3 separate regions of the Homo sapiens genome follow, and regions 1 and 3 are each linked to region 2. Evidence: read pairs that join two places in POLR2A ChIA-PET (ENCODE). Cell type or tissue: GM12878. All regions are shown on one strand. Links, peaks and the distances in the headings refer to the core of each region. The heading gives the core; the rest is flanking DNA.

Region 1 (7,334 bases), core at 115-5,114, 210 kb after region 2:
CTCTTTAATAATAAATAAGTAAAGAAAGAAAGACAGACAGAAAGAAAAGAAAACAGGAGCTCAAATCCAGAGGGTACTTACTATTTTTATATTTTTGGGAAAGTGAGATTTAATAAAAACAGATTCATCAAAGAAAATGTACAGACATGAAGGGAACTATTAACATATTTACATGGTTTAGGCCAGGCATGGTGGCTCGCGCCTGTAATCCCAGCACTTTGGGAGGCCAAGGTGGGTGGATCACTTGAGGTCATGAGTTTGAGACCAGCCTGGCCAACATGGCGGAACCCCATCTCTATTAAAAATACAAAAATTAGCAGGCATGGTAGCGCACACCTGTAATCTCTGCTACTCGGTAGGCTGAGGCAAGAGAATCACTTGAACCTGGGAGGCGGAGGTTACAGTGAGCCGAGATTGTGCCATTATAATCCAGCCTGGGCAACAAGAGTGAAACTCTGTCTCAAAAAAAGAACAAACATATTTATGTGGTTTAAAGTGTTTAGCTATGTGTGGAGAGATTTCAGACTGTCAGCTTTTAAGTAACAGCTTTTCTTCTTCCATGATGCATTAATATTTGTCACTCAGGCACTGGCAGGAGGGAACCAGAGGCTGTGTTCTACAACAAATGGCATCTGCAAAGAGCCACCACTACAGATGAGCAAGATGTTTAAAGTCAACTGGAATTAGGAACTATCTTATTTCTTCACTGAATATGATAAACAAGAACTTGTATTGAATCTGCAGAATATCAAGTTTTATAAAATCCCGCGTCTCTTCTATCTTTGCTTTTTACTTCAAACATGTTAGATTGAGTTCTGGAGATACACAAACTAGAAAGGGCATTGTAGAAAATGGTTAAGTATGTTGGCCCTTCGGCATTCATGTTGGTCTGTGTAAACGTGGGCAAGTTATTTCAGCCCTACCAGTGTCGGGAGTCTTGTGGGAGAAATCACAGGAGTGGTGCAGGAGTAAATAGAATAATCTATTGAAAGCTCTTGGAATGGTGCCGGGCAGATGATGCATGCCAGTAGCAGCTGTTTGTCACTATTGTTTTGCTTATTGTTGCTGTAATTCCAACTTCTTGCCTTCCAGGTTCTGGTCTTCCTGCCAAGGGGCCATGCATGTGCATAGACACTCAACTGTGATGGAGATAAAGGGTACTGTAAAAACGGGCATTACCCAGACCGTGTGGGTCAGGGAGGGCTTCCTGGAGGAAGTCATGACCCAGCCTTGTCTTAAAGGACACATTCAGTGACCAAAGAGAGCTGTGAGGAACACGAACATTTCAGGGCCTGTTGGGGGAAGGGGACTGTGTAGAGCATCGCTCCCCAATCTTTTGGGCACCAGGACCAGTTTTGTGGATGACAGTTTTTCCATGGAGACGGGGTGGGGGAAATGGTTTCGAGATGATTCCAGCACATTATATTTATTGTGCACTTTATTTCTATTATTATTACATTGGAATACATAATAAAATAATTCTACCACTTATCATAATGTAGAGCCAGTGGCAGCCCTGAGCTTGTTTTCCTGCAACTGGACAGTCCCATCTGGGGATGATGGGAGACAGTGACAGATCATCAGGCGTTAGATTCTCAAAAGGAGCGTGGAACCCAGATCCCTCGCATGCGCAGTTCACAATAGGGTTCATACTCCCATGAGAATCTAATGCCACCACTGATCTGACAGGAGGTGGAGCTCAGGCGGTGATGCGGGTGATGGGGAGCGGCTATAAATACAGATGAGGCTTTGCTCACTTGCTGCCCCCCTCTTGCTGTGCAGCCTGGTTTCTAACAGGCCACAGACTGGTACCAGTGCATGGCCTGCAGGCTGAGGACCCCTGAGAACATGTGTTTAGAAATGAAGAAAAGTCAGCAGAGACCCCTAAAAGCCAGGCAGGAGAGGAGGCTCAAGAGGGAGGGAAAGATCAGCTCTCAAACATCCTGGAGAGTTGAAGAAAAATAGAGACTAAAAATTGTCCCTTGGATTTAGTGACAGTGAAGTCATTTGTGCTTCCATAAGGATCATTTCAATCAAGTGGTAGAGAAACAGCCCAGTAGTGTGCTGGTAAACGTTTAACAACGGGCTCTTGGGGCAGTGTTGGGAGGAAGAAGAGGTCCTGATCTGTAGCTTTTACCCATTTCCATGGTGTAAAGACTTTCTATGTGACTAATTTAAAGCCACCAACTGAAGTCATTGAATCCAGATTAGGAAGGGATGTTCATAGACCATGTGGTTCCAGCTGTCTCCAGAGCATGCCTGAAACAGCCTGATCTCCGGAGTCATGGTGATGGCCAGGTGACAAGGCAGAGATGGGCAGGTAGCTTGATGTTTCCAGTTTGTAAGCTTTCTGTATCATTCATTTAAACAGTGTGGTAATATATCTGCTGTCCTCTGCTGCATCTCAACGCCGAGATTTGTCCCTCCCCTCCTTTCTCTGGGCACATTCTGATACTATGGTGCTGTCTCCTCCCCCTTCTCAGCAGATGTATCTGCTTCCATCTGCCTCTCAGAAAAACCCACCATGTTACCGTGAAGAAGCTTACATCCACTTTGCCCAGCAGTAAGTGTATAATGGGATGTCAAGAACAGAACAGAAGGGTTTGAGCATAGAGCCTTGTGGGGTTTATCACTACCACAGTTCAAGGCAGAAGATGTCCTCACCAACTGAGACAAGTGCTCAGGTCCACTTGTCAGGGACGGTCTTCACAGTGGAAGGTGACTTTTCATCTCTGGGCCACCCAGATGTGTGATCTGACTTTAGGCTCAAAAAGCAACCTTTTGGTCTTAATCTGGCCTCTCAAGTAGACTTCCCTTACTTGAATGAAAATGCATATGCTTTCCAGCCTAACCTGACTTTCCCTGTCTTATTGTTGGTGAAAGGTTTCTATTCAAGATTATGTATGCATTGACTTCCTGGCTAATACATCAGTGTTCTGTGAGTTTAGTTAACAGGATTGGAGACCCGATAACCCCTTAAGGGAACAGGTAATAGCAGCAAACACTTACATAGCCCTCAGTATATACTAGGCACTCTTAGGAGTACTTTATGTATTCAACCAAGTAACAAACCCTTGAGCTGTCTGTTTTATTGATGAAGAAACTGAGGCACAGAGATATTTAGTGCTTTGTCCAAGGTCACATAAGAGAGTGTCAGAACCAGGTTCTGAATGTAGGCCTTTGGGGTTCTGCAGTCTGTTTCCTAATCACCACCTTCTGCTGGTTCCTGCCTGGTGAGTCCCAGAGCTGAGAATGAGACCCTGGACCTGGGGACCCCATCAAAGTGCAGGCAACCCGGAAGACTCCACCTCCACTAAACGCAGGCCCTGTGCCCATCCCTGGAAGGAAGGGACGCAACAGAGGCCATCCTAGAGCCTCGAAGTGCCCCCTTCCGTGCTGACATTCTGACGTTCCCGCTCCTGCAGCTCCTCTACCCTCGCCTGGTTTCTTTGGTTTCTGGGGACGAATCCAGACATTTTCCAGCTCCAGGTCTGCTTCCAGGTGAGGAAGCTCCGCCTGGGCCTGAGAAGACATCTCTGGTTGGGAGGAGCTCTGCTGTGTGGTACCTGCCTGCCCACTGAATGAAACCTGTCCTCTCTGTACCCCCAGTTCCCTGAATGTTTCAGAATGCCTTTTTTTTTTTTTTTTTTTTTGAGACAGAGTCTTACTCTGTCTCCCAGGCTGGAGTGCAGTGGCGCAATCTCGGCTCACTGCAACCTCCCCCTCCCGGGTTCAAGCAATTCTCCTGCCTCAGCCTCCCGAGTAGCTGAGATTACAGACACGTGCCACCACGCCCAGCTAATTTTTTGTATTTTTAGTAGAGATAGGGTTTCACCGTGTTGGCCAGGCTGGTCTGGAACTCCTGACCTCAGGCGATCTACCCGCCTCGGCCTCCCAAAGTGCTGGGATTACAGGCGTGAGCCACCGCGCCCAGCCCAGAATGTCATTCGAGTTTTCTTTTTGCCCCAGGTTATCCTGCTAATGCCTTATTTCTCCACTTCATGAAGCATTTCATTTCTGAGGCCAGTCCATTAAGGGGCTAATAAAAAGGGAACTTGCTGGACACGGTAGATAAACTAAAAAGCACTCCCTCTTAGGATGCTCCTCCCTGGCTCTCCAGTGCTCTGTGAGAAGAGAAATGAGACATTTGCTTTCTGTCCTCTCTTTCTCTGGGACCTTAAGGGAAAGCTGCTGTGGGTTGCTTCATGGAGCTTCCACTTCCAAAACTCCAGCCTGGAACAAAGGTCTACAAGGCACCTTCAAGGGTTGTAGAGAGACTTCGTGGAAGCACAAAAATAACTTCGGAGGGAGAGGGAAGGTTTCATATTCTCAGGCATGTTTACACATCTGTTGTCCCAAATTGGGCTTTAATTAATTAATTACTTTTTTTTTTTTTTTTTTTTGAGACAGGGTCCCTATCTCTTGCCCAGGCTGGAGTGCAGTGGCACGATCATAACTCACTGCATCCTCAAACTCCTGGGCTTAAGAAATCTTCCTGCCTCAGCCTCCCAAGTAGTGGGGATTAAGGCATGAACCACCATGCCTGGTGGCCTCAGGTTGGGTTTTAATACTGTGGGTTTAATGGTGTCCTGGATGTACCAGGAAGTTGACAGGATCAGAGCAAGAGTCAGTTGGATTTTCCCCGGTTGTTCCTAGTAGAGGAAGAAGACCTTTGCAAAGAGAGAAAGTGGGTCCTGGATGGGCGTGGAGGTCGCATATTCCTCTCTGGGTGCAGCTTGGACAGGTCAGTCTTCTTCTTTGAGCAGGTGTGTCATCATCTATATAATGAACAGCTGGAACCATATGTTTTTCAAAACACCTAGAGACCTGAAAGTTCCATGATTTTGGTGACAGCATAAAATTGTAATACCTTTTGTTGTTAGTATTGTTGCATTTTTTAAAATCCCTCAAATTGATGTAGTCTTGGCACGTGGTCTTGTAAAGCAAATACATGATAGGGATCCATTTTTGGACAGTGTATCTTTAAGGAATATGATTGTTAATAGAATGAGTGTCCGCATCTCTTTCTCAAGACCTGACTAGATGGTGTTTGGGGTGGTGCCTCTGTCCCTCGATCATTGGCAGGAATAAAGGTAGTTGAAGCCAAAGATTGAACCTTCACTTTTCCCTACAGTTGAGGGCTAATTAACTCCAGTCTTGTCCAAGAACTCAATTTATAGCATCCTTAAGCTCTTCTTCTAGCAATCTCAAGGCTCCAGGAAACTTTTAAAAAAAGAAAGCTCTTTTCCACAAACAGAAGTTTAGGAATGCATATCCAGAATTTCCACCTTCTAAATTGGCACCTAAGCGTGATAGATGGCTCCCTATAACGGGCAGCTCTTGCTCACTGCAGCAGCACGCTAGTGGTAATATCACAGCCTGTGGCATTACACGAGACTGTGACAAGCCATTAAGAAAAAAAATAGGCCAGTGTTATTGAAAAGCCTGATTGCATTTCTGTCATCTAAAGTATGTGAAGCAGCCTTGTAAACTACAAACTTTTTCTGTTTTAGAACTTTGGAACCCATTTCAACACTTTGTCCATACAGTGGTTGAGAGTCGGTATCTACCAATTTGCTTGCCGATATCTACCAATTTGCAACCTCCACCTCCGGGGGTGCAGGTGATTCTCCTGCCTCAGCCTTCTGAGTAGCTGGGATTACAGGCGTCTGACACCATGCCTGGCTCATTTTTTGTATTTTTAGTAGAGACGGGGTTTCACTATGTTGGCCAGGCTGGTCTCGCACTCCTGACCTCACGATCCACCTGCCTTGGCCTCCTAAAGGTCTGGGATTACAGGCATGAGCCGCCGCACCCGGCCTAGGATTACATTTCCTTTTGTAGGGGCAGAAACATCACAGAGTTCTGGGTACGGTTGAGTTGTGTGTTTTTTCTTCAAGGTAAGCAATAATATCCCGATTGTACAGGGAAGAAAACTGAGAGGTAGAGAAGAGAAAGTGACTTGGCCTGTAAGTGCGGGAGTCTGACGGCAGAGGCTGTGTAATAATACCATGTTCTGGTCATCACCCCCATCACACAATCCTTATTAACTTACAGCTGCCCCATACTCTGCTTTTCTCCTTAATTATTATTTTTTAACCCAAGACAGGTAGGATAGGGTGATGTTAAAAGAGCCAGACTGCCTTGATTCTCACACCAGATTTTCTGCTTTGTAGCTCCTGTCACCTAGAGCACTGGACCTCTCTGAGTCTCGGTTTCCTTATCTCCAAAATGGGCATGGCAACAGGAGTTCCCTCCTTGAGTTGTGAGGATTGAATTAATAAATACTTGGAAGCCCTTCACACACACACTACCGTGTAGCAAGTGTTCACTTGGTGTTGTCATTATGCCCTAGCTTTGTTGTTGTTGTGTGCACATGTAATCCAGATTGCTGACAAAAATAGGCAACTGTGGATTGACACTATATACACATTTAAGCAAATGCAACCATATGCATCTCTCTTATGAAGTTAAAATAGAGTACGGTTATATTTTGCATGTGTTCCGCATATTGTAATAGCCATAGTTTTATATATTACAAAGTGCTAAATACGTATTCACTTTATAGGGTTGAATACACAGAAATATGTGCTCCATACTTGAATGGGCAATTGAAATAATTTTCGAGGGAAATTTTGATGACTGTGTAATAACTTTTGCCTTTCTTGCTGACTTTATATTCTAGCTTCTTTTTAAATTTTGACTAAGTCCGGGTTGAGAGGCCTTGATAAGCCCTTGGAAACCTCCACCCCACCTACTCCAGGATATCTGGTTACTAGGGTGCACCCTCACCCTCCACAAGGCTTATTCACCATGTGCTCTAGGGCTACCAGCTGTTGTTATACTGGGAATCGGATGTGTCTCATATCCTCTGATTCTTTGAGTACCAGCCATACCAGCTATTGTGTTAGAAACTGCCGACATGGAGTAATCAGCCCCAAGTCGCCATCCTTAGAAGTGTGTGTTCAAATTATAACCCAGTGTGGCCCAGCAAGCACATTACCAGCTAATCAACTCAGCAGGTGCCTGGACCTGGGGCTTCTCAGTGAAGATAACGTTGGAGATGGGTTTACAGGGTTGGAAGGGGCTGGGAGCTGGAGGACTGATAATCCATTCTGAGGAGGAATGGCAGGCAGAACGCCTGAGAGCCCCAAAGGGTTCCTGAGCAGGGAGTCTCTGGGACCGGAGGATGGGCGAGAGGAGGCAGAATTGGTGGAGTTAGGTGAGGGGGCCTCCTGGGCCACCCCTAGGAAGGAAGACCCAGGTCCCTCAGGTGATTGGGAGCCATTGGTAGCTTTCAGCAAGAGGAATTCACTATTTTTGACCCTCGATTA
Region 2 (7,597 bases), core at 1,572-6,571:
CTGGTCTAGCAGTACCTTTCCTGGGCCAGGCACAGTGGCTCGCACCTGTAAACCCAGAACTTTGGGAGGCCGAGGTGGGCAGATTGCTTGAGCCCAGGAGCTCAAGACCAACCTGTGCAATATAGCGAGGCCCCTGTCTCTACAAAACCAGAAAAACAAACAAAAAAGGAATGCCTTTTCTGTCTTTACCTTTCTCCTTTATAGATTGTTTTATAATATATAAATATATGTATTATATATATTATATATATATTTTATATATATAATATATGTATTATATATATTATATATATATTTTATATATATAATATATGTATTATATATATTATATATATATTTTATATATATATAATATATGTATTATATATATTATATATATATTTTATATATATATAATATATGTATTATATATATTATATATATATTTTATATATATATAATATATGTATTATATATATTATGTATATATTTTATATATATATAATATATGTATTATATATATTATGTATATATTTTATATATATATAATATATATAAAGCTCAAATCAGATTCCAGGCCTGATATACCTCCCCAAAGAAATTATAAAACCACCAGTTACTTTTCCTTCCCATGTATGTTGTCTCTCCTAATAGCTACTTAATCAGTCTGAGCCTCTACTTTGTTCTTGGGCCTGTGTTAGGTGCTGGGGGCACAAAAACAGCCAGTGCTGAGCCCTGGGGTCAGGGAGCACATTCCCTAGGGAGAAGGATCTGTACAACAGTGTGGAGGGGCTGGCAGATAGGGAGGCTCCCACAAGGAGCCTCAGAAGGGGGCCGTCAGGGTGCCTCAGTTTGTCTGGGAGACTCAGGGAAGGCTTCACAGAGGAGGTGAGCTGGGCCTGTGGCTTGAGGGATGGGTAGGAGTTTACCAGGTGAGCAAGAGAGAGAGGGCTTCCAAGCTGGTAGACCAGCTTTGGTCCTGAGACACAGAGGATGGATGAATGAGAAGACGGTCTGTTTTGGCATTCAGGCATGTATAGGGGAGTAGTGAGAGAGAAAGCTGAAAAGAGGCTTTGGTTGTCCGGGAATATATATATTCTCAGACTATATATATATATATATATGGACAGAATCTTGCTCTGTCACCCAGGCTGGAGTACAGTGGCGCGATCTCCGCTCATTGCAACCTCCGCCTGCCGGGTTCAAGCTATTCTCATGCCTCAGCCTCCCTAGTAGCTGGAATTACAGGTGGGTGCAACCATGCCCAGCTAATTTTTGTATATATATATATTTTTTTGAGATGGAGTCTCGCTCTGTCGCCTTGTGTTTTTAATAGAGACAGGGTTTTGCCATGTTGGCCAGGCTGGTCTCGAACTCCTGACCTCAAGTGATCTGCGTGCCTCGGCTTCCCAAAGTGCTGGGATTACAGGCACGAGCCACCGCGCCTGACTGCCATTTTTTGAGACAGCATTTCAATCTGTTGCTCAGGCTGGAGTGCAGTGATGTGATCACAGCTCACTTCAGTCTCTACCTCCCAGGCTCAATTGATCCTCCCACCTCAGCCTACTGGGTAGCTGGGACCACAGGCGGGCACCACCATGCCCAGCTAATTTTTGTTTTTTGTAGAGACAGGGTTTTGCCATGTTACTCGGGCTAGTCTCAAACTCCTGCTCTCAAGTGACCCGCCTGCCTCGGCCTCCCAAGTGGGACTTTTTATGCCACACTTAGTCATTTGGTTTTTATCCTGTCAGTGAGGAAATTAAACAGAAACATGATTAGCTTTTTTGTGTGTTTGAAAGACCACTTTGGAGCTGTCGTTAAAAAGTCTTAAGACTGGCGTTAGGGATTCCAGTTAAATTGCTCGTGGAGTCCTGGAACAGGGGAGTCAGGGAGAGGTTAGTGCCCCAAATCAGCAGTGGGGTTGGAGGGGCAGGATAGACAAAAGGATCCCTGAGGCAGTCACTTCATTGGGATCATTTTGGATTTAGGAGCATCAGTTGGAAGTGAAGGGCTAACAGGTCTCCTGCTTGGGTAATTGGTGATTGGTGCCTTCTACTGAGGATATACACAGGACCAGGTTTATGTGGGCAAAAGGTGATGAGTTCCAGATGCGCAGAATTGCGTGGATTGGAGAGACCTCAGCCTGGAGCTCTCCAGGGCTAGAATAAGATACATCATTCTGGCAGAAATACGGCTCCAGGATTATAACCTGCAAGCAGGCTTTTTTTTTTCCTTTTTCCCTTCGGTTTTGCTTTCTTGTTTTGCCTGCATTGTCTACTTAAGCAATTTATGTTGATCTGTTTGTTAGCAGAAAAGGAACAAGCAGCAAATGTGTGGAAGTACTCAGGAAGAAGGCAGAAGCCCTAATGATGCGATCTGAGGACCACGTTGGACACGTGAAGCCAGATGCAGTGAAAAGTTGTGAGCTGGTGTTTGAAAGTGATTTACAACAAGTTGGCATCCGCTTGCCAGCTTGTGTTCACATGGACATCTGCCCTGCAGAACTGCAGAATGGCTTAGAACACCGGTTCTGGTTTCAGGTGGACGTTGTTCACCCCTTCATGGGTGTGGGACCTTGGGTGAGTCCTCGCTCCGTGCCCACCTGTCTTTCTTGGATAAAGGTGATAATCGATCCCACTTTACTTGTGAGGATTCAGTGAGATGATTGATGATGTTTCTTAGCTCAGTTTCCAGAAGAGTGGGCACTCAAAAAATTGTCTCTTGAAGTATTTACATGAACAGCTATTCTATAAAGACTCAAAATTTACTATTGAATGTAAATCTGGGATGCAGAATTGGTTTTTTAGGTGATTTATTTTTCATTTATGAAGGCGTGCACCATAGAATTCCTGCAGAGAATGGGGATAGAAACCTCCCTGTTAATGCATTTAAAAATATTTGATTTGCAAAAAATTCAGTATACTTTAAAATAATTTTATTAATAATAATTTGTATTGTAACAACTATATTGTATAATGCATTGAACTTCTAAGTGTGTTTTTTCCCCCATCAGCATCTCAACTGTTCTTCCATAATAGGCCTTGAAGTAGGGTGGTTGTTTTGGCCCTGATGTTACCATTGCAGACGTGAGACTCATCCATGTCACAGAGCAGGTCCCTGGTTTCCCAGTTCTTGATATCTTGTGGCAGGTGGTAGTACTGGGGCCAATTGAAAACTTTCCTGTTGCTTTTGGAAAAAAAAAAAAGAAAAAAGATAAAAGAGACAAAAATGGGCATGTAGTTTTTTGAGCTTTTCTTTTTCTTTTTTTTTTTGAGACTGAGTTTCGCTCTTGTTGCCCCAGCTGGAGTGCAATGGTGTGATCTCACCTCACCGCAACCTCCGCCTCCCAGGTTCAAGTGATTCTCCTGTCTCAGCCTTCCCAGTAGTTGGGATTACAGGTGTCCGCCACCGCGCCCAGCTAATTTTGTATTTTTAGTAGAGGTAGGGTTTCTCCATATTGGTTGGGCTGGTCTCGAACTCCTGACTTCAGGTGATCCGCCCACCTTGGCCTCCCAGAGTGCTGGGATTACAGGCGTGAGCCCCTGCGCCCGGCCTTATTTGAGCTTTTCTAAAAGCAAGAAATTGAGGAAGAAACTCCTAACTGGGCAAATCCAGACCTTTTCTTAGTATCTTCAGAGAATATACAGTTGTGTCTAATTCTTTTTGGAAATATGGTATGCCTTATAAATAGGTACACCTTAATTAGTTGCAAAGATTTAAACAAGTGTAGGAAAGCTAGGAGAGAAAGCTGTTTGTTACTGTTCATTATGTATTGTACAGGGTGATGCTGAGATTGAGTTATTCTTGGTATGAATAACTTCCTTTGAAAGTTAGAATGATAGAGTTTTAGAACGTAAGGGACCTTAGATTTTAATCCGTAATGACCAAGAAAACTGTGTTTTTAAAAATTTTTTTTTTTTTTGAGATGGAGTCTCACTCTGTCACCCAGACCGGAGTGCAGTGGCATGATCTCAGCTCCCTGCAACCTCTGCCTCGTGGGTGATTCTCGTGCCTCAGTCTCACGAGAAGCTGGGACTGCAAGCATGCGCCACCACACCTGGCTAATTTTTGTATTTTTAGTAGAAATGGGGTTTCTCCATGTTGGTCGGGCTGGTCTTGAACTCCTGACCTCCATCCGCCTGCCTCAGCCTCCCAAAGTGCTGGGATTATAGACATGAGCCACCGCGCCTGGCTGGAAAACTGTATTTTTGAGCATTAAGTAATTTCCTTTAAATTTTTGTTGATAAAGGAGAGACCCAGCTGCCAAAGAGGCTTCTGTTCTGGGGGTAAGACTGGTCACTGCATGTTGAATTGACATCATTCAACCAAATGTGGTTTAGCCTGAGCCATCGTATTGTGGGTAAATGTGTAGTTTCTGTTGTGTCTTTGGAAATTCTAAAAATAGGCACTCCCCATACCTCCTTCTGGGGGTTTCCACAGCTGGCTTCAGCCCAGCCAGCTCATTTTGCAGACCTAAAGCGTTTAAGTTCCATGCCCATGGTCAGAGATGTGGGGACTTTGTAAAGTAATATTTCATCTCTAGTGCAGACATAATGCCCAGGAAACAGTTGCACTCATCAGCGAGCCTCGGAGTCATGTTCTTTATGGGTGACACAGTGATACAGCTGTAATATGCACCATGTTCAGTCCAGAGACAGGCAGTGAACTAACGAGAAAACTCCGCTGTTTGCTTAGACTTTCTGTGTATTGACTCAATGCCCACATTACTAAGCGCCCGTCTTTAAAAATTAGCCACAGTCTAGCACGTATAAACAGATAGGACAATTAACACCTGAAATTGTCTTGTTATATAAGTGAAACCAGTGAAACGTCATTAATCAAGACCCTCATACATTTGGAATGCCAAGTGACAGTCAACAGGGTTAGACCGAAGTTGGCTGGAGCCAGTATCTATGAGACAGGAGTTTGTTGAGCAAACCCGTGATATCAGCATGACATGGTCATATTGTTTAATCTGCTTTACAAGAACAAACACTTAGCTTTAATATTGGCATGCGTTGTTAAACATTTATTACAAGTACTTCTTATCAGGACCAACGAGACTTCTGCTTAGCAATAATTTGCCAGCCCTTTAAAGTTGTTTATGAATTTCAGAGCACTTAAATGGCGTTTTTATGTGAAGGTTTTGAAATCGACGGGAGAAAGGGCAAATGCGAGCATCTGATTTGTTTGTACCAGTGCTGCTTGGAAGAGGACTGGGCTTTGAGGAGACACTCAGCATTTCTTGTCGCGTGTAGGATTGAATGGGTGCATCAATCAAATGGTGCTGGGATTAGCGGTTGGCTTGTTGGGAAGAAAACAGCTCATTGTGTTTCTCAGTGGCAGTTCCATTGGCACCACAGCCAAGATGATCTTTCCTTGCTCAGGTTTGTGCTGTGCACTCCGGACATTCAGCTTCCCTGACTCCTACCCCGTGGAAGTTTGTTTCTGACTTGTTTCCAGATACCCCTGGGGAAACAGCTCCCTCCCTGGTTCAGGACCGTCATGTCGCGCCAAACACCAAAACAAATTCCAGGTATTAGAAAGTTCAGTGTAAAAACCCATAAAACAAGAAGAAAATACTAGTTAATATCTGGCAAAAGCTTTTTATTGTTATTGTTTTTTTAATTAAGCTGTTGGCCAGATGTGGTGGCTCATGCCTGTAATCCCAGCACTTTGGGAGGCTGAAGTGGATCATTTGAGCTCAGGAGTTCGAGACCAGCCTGGGCAACATAGGAAGACCCTGTCTCTACAAAAAACAAAAAACAAACCCTCCACAAAAATTATCAGGGCATGGTGGTGCAAGTCTGTAGTCTCAGCTGCTTGGGAGGCTGAGGCACAAGAATTGGTTGAGCCGGGGAGGCGGAGGTTGCAGTGAGCCAAGATCACGCCACTACACTCCAGCCTGGGTGACAAAATGAGACCCTGTCTCAAAAAAAAAAAAAAAAAAAAAAAAAAAAAATCAAGGTATTGAACTCTGTAAAGTCATGCGTCCAAATCTCCCTGGGCATCCTCCATTGCTGCGTAATAAGTCTGTGCCTCCAGTTGTCCTTATGTGGGCTATTCTAGCTCTTTCCCTTACAGTACAACTTGTTCCCCATTTTCTCTGACCTTTTATAGAGGAGATCGAGGCCACCTAGGGTGACGTCACTGCTTCACATCTTGATACCGCAGACTTGCTTTCTTTCTAGGGAAGGCTCCCTCTGCTGCACTTCCAAGAGTCCTGCTCCTTCAGACCCCACCCCCATGCCAATTTCCATTTTGCCTTCTCCTCTTCCTCTGTCCCTGCTGCCTATCACCCTCCTTATACTGTAAAATGCCCCTCTCATCTCCATCTTCCTGCACAGCCACCCTCCAGCCTCTCTCATGCCCTGCGTTCATGGCCAGACCTCTCCATGACTTCTTTCAGTCCAGGCTTGAGGAACCCAGGGCAGGAGGCCTGGCAGGGCGGGCAGAGCCGCCGTGAGGACTGGACTCAGTTGCCCATGGGATCCTGTCACCCAGCCCCAGCTTAAAACCCAGAAGCTCCCACTGCCAGGGGAAGGGAACTCCAGGAAATCATACCAGCCTTCCTTTTCACATTTCTTTCCTCACCATCCCCTACCTCAAGCTAGAAGTTTCCTTCTCACTGAAGCGTCTCTGGGAACGCCCCCATGGTTGCCTTCTCCCCCATCCCTGTCTGCTCTGCTGAGCCACAGTGTTGTCTTCTCTGACTCTAGGTCCCTTCTCTCCAGCTCCCTCCTCCATTACTTCATGGTAGCCCCTTCTTCTGGAAGCCTCTCTGAGACCCTGAGGGCAGGGAGTAACCAGCTCCTGCAATACAGTCTTCATCCAAGGATGGAGAAAGAGCTGGTTGAGCTGGTTGATTGAATATGAAATCTAGGAGGAGATTTACTTTCCCATTTCCAGCTGTGGTCCAAGTTGACCAGCATCATCCAAATAGGTGATTTGCTTGAGCATTTTACAATGATTCAAGCTCTAGGTACTTCCCCCCCGGGAAACACATATCCTGGGAAAAATGAAAACAAATTCCTCCTCAAGGGTGTGATTGGCTGACTCTTTTTTTTTTTTCTTTTTTTTTTTTTGAGAGAGACTCTCACTCTGTCACCCAGGCTGGAGTGCAGTGGTGCAATCTTGGCTCACTGCAGCCTCCACCTCCTGTGTTCAAGTGATCCTACTGCCTCAGCCTCCTGAGTAGCTGGGATTACAGGTGTGTCCCACCACGCCCAGCTAATTTTTATATTTTTAGTAGAGACGGTGTTTTACCATGTTGGCCAGGCTGGTCTCAAACTCCTCACCTCACGTGATCCACCCACCTTGGCCTCCCAGAGTGCTGGGATTACAGGCATAAGCCACCGCGCCTGGCCTCTTTCATTTTCTTTTTTTTTTGAGATGGAGTCTCGGTCTGTTGCCCAGCCTGGAGTGCAGTGGCATGATCTCGGCTCACTGCAAGCTCCGCCTCCCGGGCTCACGCCATACTCCTGCCTCAACCTCCCGAGTAGTTGGGACTACAGGCGCCCGCTACCTCGCCCGGCTAATTTTTTTGGATTTTTTTAGTAGAGATGGGGTTTTGCCATTTTCACCATGTTAGCCAGGGTGGTCTCGATCTCCTGACCTC
Region 3 (6,495 bases), core at 1,496-6,495, 99 kb before region 2:
ACTATAAACCTAACACGGATGTGAATGTGGTCAAGACAGTAAGAACTGTGAGTATTTGTAGAATTCTCCAAGCATCCAGCCATTGTCGCAGAATCAGGGCCCAGCACAGAGAGAGTGGTCTTCTTTGGTCCCAGCCTACAAAGTGCCAGCTATCTACTGAGAGGGCCTCCCAGGTTCCACAGTGGAAGGCCAGGGATGAGGACGATGGAGACAAGCTCTGGCCAGTGAAGTGGCTTAGCTAGGGCAAGAAGCAGCTGGCTTTCCAGGCCCTTCTGTGATGGAGCTGGCTCATGTGGGTAAGAACTTCCCAAAGGCAGTTTGAACTCTTAGTCTGCTGGGCAAGGAGCAGGTTACAGGGACAAGGGCACCAGTCCTGCTGATCACCAGACTTCCAATTTCTTCCTCTTCCAGGCTGTCACCCCTCATTCCTGCCCAGTAGGAAGGAGGAAGGCAGATTTCTTCTCCAAATGCTGCTTTTGTGAGACTGACCTCTGATTGGGTGACACGTGTCATGAGTACGTACCTGTTCTCCTTTTATTTTATTATTATTATTTGCGATGGAGTCTCCCTCTGTCGCCCAGGGGCGCGATCTTGGCTCATTGCAACTTCTGCCTCCCGGGTTCAAACAATTCCCCTACCTCAGCCTCTGGAGTAGCTGGGATTACAGGCCTACACCATACCCGGCTAATTTTTGTATCTTTAGTAGAGATGGGGTTTCACCATGTTGGCCAGGCTGGTCTTGATCTCCTGACCTAAAGTGATCTGCCCTCCTCAGCCTCCCAAAGTGCTGGGATTACAGGAGTGAGCCACCGTGCCCGGCCTTGTTTTCCCTTTTTTTTTTTTCTTTCTTTTTTTGAGGTGGAGTCTCGCTCTTTCGCCCAGGCTGGAGTGCAGTGGCGCTGGCGCCATCTCGGCTCACTGCAAGCTCCATCTCCCGGGTTTAAGCGATTCTCCCGCCTCAGCCTCCTGAGTAGCTGGGACTACAGGTGCCTGCCACCACGCCTGGCTAATTTTGTTTTTGTGTTTTTAGTAGAGAAGGGGTTTCACCACGTTAACTAGGATGTTCTTGATCTTCTGACCTCGTGATCTGCCCGCTGCGGCCTCCCAAAGTGCTGGGATTACAGGCGTGAGCCATCGCGCCCGGCCCCCATTTCTAGCAGTTGAGTCATGCGCCCTCAGCGCAACATACACGAGAGCCTTCCAATCTACCACCTTCCCTCTTACCCTCATCTCACGACGTGCCCCAGTGTGTGTTATTCCTGGGTACGGTGGGTGTCTGAGGTTCTCCCCAATACCATGCTCTCTCATCTGTTCTTTTTTCCTGGTGTTTCCCCTGCCTGGAATGTTGCAATTCCAACCCTGCAGCTATAGAGTTCCAACATATCTATGAAGCCCCTTTTAGAAGATCATCACGACCAGGCTCAGCTCATGCCTGTAATCTCAGCACCTAGAAAGGCTGAGGTGGGAGGATGGCTTAAGTCCAGGAGCTTAAGACGAGCCCGGGCAACATAGCGAGACCATATGGCTACCAAAAAATGAAAATAAAAAATTAGCTGGGCATGGCCGTGTGCACCTGTGGTCACAGCTATTCAGGAGGCTGAGGTGGGAGGATCGTTTGAGCCCAGGAGGTCGAGGCTGCAGTGAGCTATGATTGTGCCGCTGCACTCCAGCCTTGGTGACAGTGAAACCGTCTCAAAAGAAGTAAAAATAAAAAATAAAGACGGTAATCACTTGCTCCCATGCATTCCCAGTGAGCTCGGGATACACACATGTTATAGAACCTATCAAAATGTCACTTTATTTTGCCATCAGCCTCCCCATTCCTAATCAGGGGCTCTGTATCTTTCAGCTTCCTAGCACGCTTCTTGCATACAGTAGATGCCTCTTATTAGCTGTAAGGAATTGATAATATGCAGCTTACAGCTTCAAATGAAAGCCCCCACAGGAGGAAGTGTAAGAGAGGCAGACTAAGGAATGCACTATGACTTAATTCCAACGTCTCCAAGCAGGACATGTCTTTCACTGCCCATGAAGAATAGTAAATAGTCAGCCGGGCGCAGTGGCTCACGCCTGTAATCCCAGCACTTCGGGAGGTCGAGGCGGGCAGATCACCTGAGGTCAGGAGTTTGAGACCAGCCTGGCCAACGTGGCGAAACCCTGTCTTTACTTAAAGTACAAGAGATTAGCCAGGTGTGTGCCTGTAGTCCCAGCTACTCAATAGGCTGAGGGTGGAGAACTGCTTGAATCCAGGAGGTGGAGGCTGCAGTGAGCCCAGATAGTGCCACTGCACTCCAGCCTGGGCAACAGAGCGACACTCCGTCTCAAAAAAAAAAAAAAAAAGTGAATAGTTTCTTTTAGAGAAGTCCTCATAAATAAAACATGCTCTAGAACGTGCCTGTGCTGACGTACTGAAGGACTGAGAGGACTACAGCTTTAGGCACCAGGAAGAATGTGCACCAGGGTGGCCCACTATCCCCACCCCAATACCTCCTTCCAGACATTTCTGTGCTCCTGAGGGAACAGTGCATATTTCCTATTCGAAAGGCCCCAATCTGTAGCATCTTAAATTTGGTCTGCATCAGACTTCCTTTTTTTTTTTTTTTTTTTGAGACGGAGTCTCGCTCTGTCGCCCAGGCTGGAGTGCAGTGGCGGGATCTCGACTCACTGCAAGCTCCGCCTCCCGGGTTCACGCCATTCTCCTGCCTCAGCCTCCCAAGTAGCTGGGACTACAGGCGCCCGCCACCACGCCCAGCTAATTTTTTGTATTTTTAGTAGAGATGGGTTTTCACCGTGTTAGCCAGGACTGTCTCGATCTCCTGACCTCGTGATCCGCCGGCCTCGGCCTCCCAAAGTGCTGGGATTACAGGCCTGAGCCACCGCGTCCGGCTCTGCATCAGACCTCCTTTAATTGGCACTTGGATTTCAGACAGGGTTTGCATTGAGTGGAAACACCAGGAGGACACTAAGAGCTTTGGAAAGGTCGACATGGAACCAGCTCTTTGCAGTATGAAGGGCTTCTGTCTAAGAAGGCTGGGGGAAGCTGGTAAGAAAGGAAACCATCTGACCGGGCACGGTGGCTCACGCCTGTAATCCCAGCACTTTGGGAGGCCAAGGCGGGCAGATCACGAGGTCAAGAGATTGAGACCATCCTGGCCAACATGGTGAAACCTCGTCTCTACTAAAAATACAAAAAGAAAAATTAGCTGGGTGTGGTGGTGGGCACCTGTAATCCCAGCTATTCGGGAGGCTGAGGCAGGAGAATTGCTTGAACCCAGGAGGCAGAGGCTGCAGTGAGCTGAGATCTCGCCACTGCACTCCAGCCCGGGTGACAGAATGAGACTGTGTCTCAAAAAAAAAAAAAAAGGAAACCATCTCACCCCTCACCTCAGTCTCATCTCAGACACCTGGGCATCTTTCAGATCCTTAGCTGACTCTCAGGAGCAGAGAAGAGAAGCTATTCCAACACTATTCTAGGCATTTCCGTGATCACCCCCAACCCCATGACAAAGAAGGCTGGCAAAACCCACCCATGGAAACAAGCCATTGGGATGACTTGTTTCCTGTGAAATCTCCAACACTCAGCATAGTGCCTACCCTGTCATAGGTGCCCAATAAATGTTAAGTAGATAAATGAATGAATGACAACCAAACAAAATAGCCAAAGGATCCATTTGGTCAAACGGCTTTAAGGATCAAATCAGTTATAATTTTAAGCCAAATAAGCCTCCTGCTTGTTTTATTATGAAGACGAATCCAAGATTTGATTAGGTCATGCGCTATTTTACTGTATTCACTGGAATAGTTTGGGTCCCAAGCACAGAATTTAGATCCTTGAGGGTGAGGATTACACCTTATTTTGCCCTCCTCTTCATCCAAATGCCATAGCTGATGATGCTATGAGGTGATTAGATAGAGAAATCTTGAGATGTCAAATATTTAAATCCAATTTTTCTTTACTAAATGATCTTTCTCCATTAATTACATTTAACTTAGAGTATTCTGCCAATAGAAATAATCCCAAGTGAACTGAGTGCATAGTTGGTGTGACCTTTTCAGCTGAAAAAAGGGGCTTCTGTTAGTACTATGCACGGAACTTTCAGAGCACTTAAGCCTGCAAAACCAATTGTAGTTTTTGTAAAATGCATCTAACAATGAGAATTTCTCATTATAAAGGAAAAAAATTGGCCAGCACGGTAGCTCACACCTGTAATCCCAGCACTTTGGGAGGCCAAGTGGGTGGATCACTGGAGGTCAGAAGTTTGGGACAGCCTGACCAACATGGTGAAACCCTGTCTCTACTAAAAATACAAAAATTAGCTGGGCATGGTGGTGCATGCCTGTAATCCCAGCTACAGGAGAGGCTGAGGCTGGAAAATCACTTGAACCTGGGAGGCAAAGGTTGCAGTGAGCTGAGATTGTGCCATTGCACTCCAGCCAGGGCGACAATAGCGAAATTCCATCTCAAAACAAAACAAAACAAAACAAAAAAAAAAAAAAAAAGAGAAAAGGGAAAAAAATAATGCAAGAAAGAGGTAGAGGTTTCCTTGTCTAGGACATAGTAATCTGCCTTGAGAAAATTCTCCAGTTTGTGAGGGTGAGTTCTGGTTGGATGCCAGGGGATTCCCCTGACAAATATTCTTATAATATTAAGTAGGAAAAAGTTCCCTGACTTGACTTTAATTTGATTCTCAAGGATTTAAAGATGTTTTTCTTTGCAACCATGGCAAAGAACAAAACTGGAAACTATGAAAAGGCAAAATGAAACAATGAGAAGGATAGTCATATATTCATAAAGACCAAAATAATATTTTTGTCAAAATTTGAGTCACTTCTGGTTGGGCGCAGTGGCTCACGCCTGTAATCCCAGCACTTTGGGAGGCTGAGGAGGGAGGATCACTTGAGGTCAGGGGTTCTAGACCAGCCTGGTCAACATGAAGAAACCCCGTCTCTACTAAAGATACAAAAATTGGCTGGGTGTGATGGCTCATGCCTGTAATCCCAGCACTTTGGGAGGCCAAGGCAGGTGGATCATGAGGTCAGGAGATCGAGACCATCCTGGCCAACATGGTGAAACCCCGTCTCTACTAAAACTACAAAATTTAGCTGGGCGTGGTGGCACGTGCCTGTAATCCCTCACCCTGTCACCAGGCTGGAGTGCAGTGGTGCAATCTTGGCTCACTGCAACGTCTGCCTCCTGGGTTCAAGTGATTCTCCTGCCTCAGCCTCCCGAGTAGCTGGGATTACAGGCACCCGCCACCACACCTGCCTAATTTTTGTATTTTTAGTAGAGATGGGGTTTCACCACGTTGGTCAGGCTGGTCTCGAACTCCTGACCTCGTGATCTACCTGCCTCAGCCTCCCAAAGTGCTGGGGTTACAGGCATGAGCCACCGCACCTGGCCCTACCAGGCTTTTTGGTTGCCTCTTAGGATAGCAATAATTGATGACTAGTCCCCTGAAAATTTCCTGTGCAATGGAAACGACTTCCTTTCTGAATTGTCTTCATCAGTAGGAGCAGACAGCAATTTTCACAAATGCTAGAAATGCCGGTGTCAGCTTCCCATCCTAGGGCACCCAGGTTAGCCCACCTATGCCCTCTTTGTAGCTTTCATTGCTTTGGGTATAGAAATGGATCCAGGAACTCATGAGATACAGTGGCAGTATGCAGAGAACGTTCTACTGAAGAAGAGGACAATCAACGCTCCTTCATAGGAGATGTTGCCTAATAGCTCTGAGAGTTGGGATTTCGGCCGGGCGTGGTGGCTCATGTGTATAATCCCAGCACTTTGGGAGGCCGAGGCAGGCGGATCACGAGGTCAGGAGATCGAGACCACCCTGGCCAACATGGTGAAACCCCATCTCTACTAAAAATACAAAAATTAGCTTCGCGTGGTAGTGCGTGCTGGTAGTCCCAGCTACTCAGGAGGCTGAGGCAGGAGAATCACTTGAACTCAGGAGGCGGAGGTTGCAGTGAGCCGAGATTGCACCACTGCACTCCAGCCTGGTGACAGGCGAGTCTCCGTCTCAAAAAACAAAAAAAAAAAAAAGAGAAGTTGGAATTTCTTGGGGAGTCAAAATGAGAAAAGGATGATCTCACAGGGCTCACATTTTCAGCCTTTCTCTCTTGTGGTGTGTGAAGGCCGTTGGTGGTGGTGTTTTCTTTTTCTTTTTTTTCCTTTTGTTGAGACAAGGTCTTGTTCTATCACCCAAGCTGGATTGCTGTGGTGTAATCATGGCTCACTGCAGCCCCAAACTCCTGGGCTCAATTGATCCTCCCATCTCAGCCTCCCTGGGAGCTGGAACCACAGGTACACACCACCACACCCAGCTAAATTTTTTGTTTGTTTGTTTTTGTTTTTGTTTTTGTTTTTGTTTTAGAGATGGGGTTTCACCATGTTGCCCAGGCTGGTCTCAAACTCCTGGACTCAAGCAATCCAGCTGCCTTGGCCTCCCAAAGGGTTGTTCTTAACATGGACGTTACTGATAAAGATTCTGC

Evidence for each region. Peaks named below come from ENCODE experiments on the same cell type or tissue, not always from the same donor. Only the 100,000 strongest peaks of a DNase experiment are listed, where the experiment ranks them.
Region 1: POLR2A ChIA-PET joins it to region 2 with 5 read pairs; 2 of 35 experiments call an interaction of 5 or more read pairs at or near these places.
Region 3: POLR2A ChIA-PET joins it to region 2 with 8 read pairs; 4 of 35 experiments call an interaction of 5 or more read pairs at or near these places.

Annotation. Positions count from the first base shown.
Region 1 is chr10:12,607,957-12,615,290 of GRCh38, forward strand. The region is part of intron 2 of CAMK1D (calcium/calmodulin dependent protein kinase ID); the gene reads left to right. Among named protein-coding and RNA genes, the nearest start is that of MIR4480, 33 kb to the left of the region's middle. In GM12878, for the core only: no CTCF peak of the experiment used is centred there; no DNase peak of the experiment used is centred there.
Region 2 is chr10:12,400,812-12,408,408 of GRCh38, forward strand. The region is part of intron 1 of CAMK1D (calcium/calmodulin dependent protein kinase ID); the gene reads left to right. Among named protein-coding and RNA genes, the nearest start is that of CAMK1D, 55 kb to the left of the region's middle. RefSeq lists a silencer at 4,207-4,256 and an enhancer at 4,387-4,496. In GM12878, for the core only: no CTCF peak of the experiment used is centred there; a DNase peak (open chromatin) is centred at 4,366.
Region 3 is chr10:12,301,557-12,308,051 of GRCh38, forward strand. No RefSeq gene overlaps it. Among named protein-coding and RNA genes, the nearest start is that of CAMK1D, 45 kb to the right of the region's middle. In GM12878, for the core only: no CTCF peak of the experiment used is centred there; a DNase peak (open chromatin) is centred at 6,135; H3K27ac peaks cover 389 bases.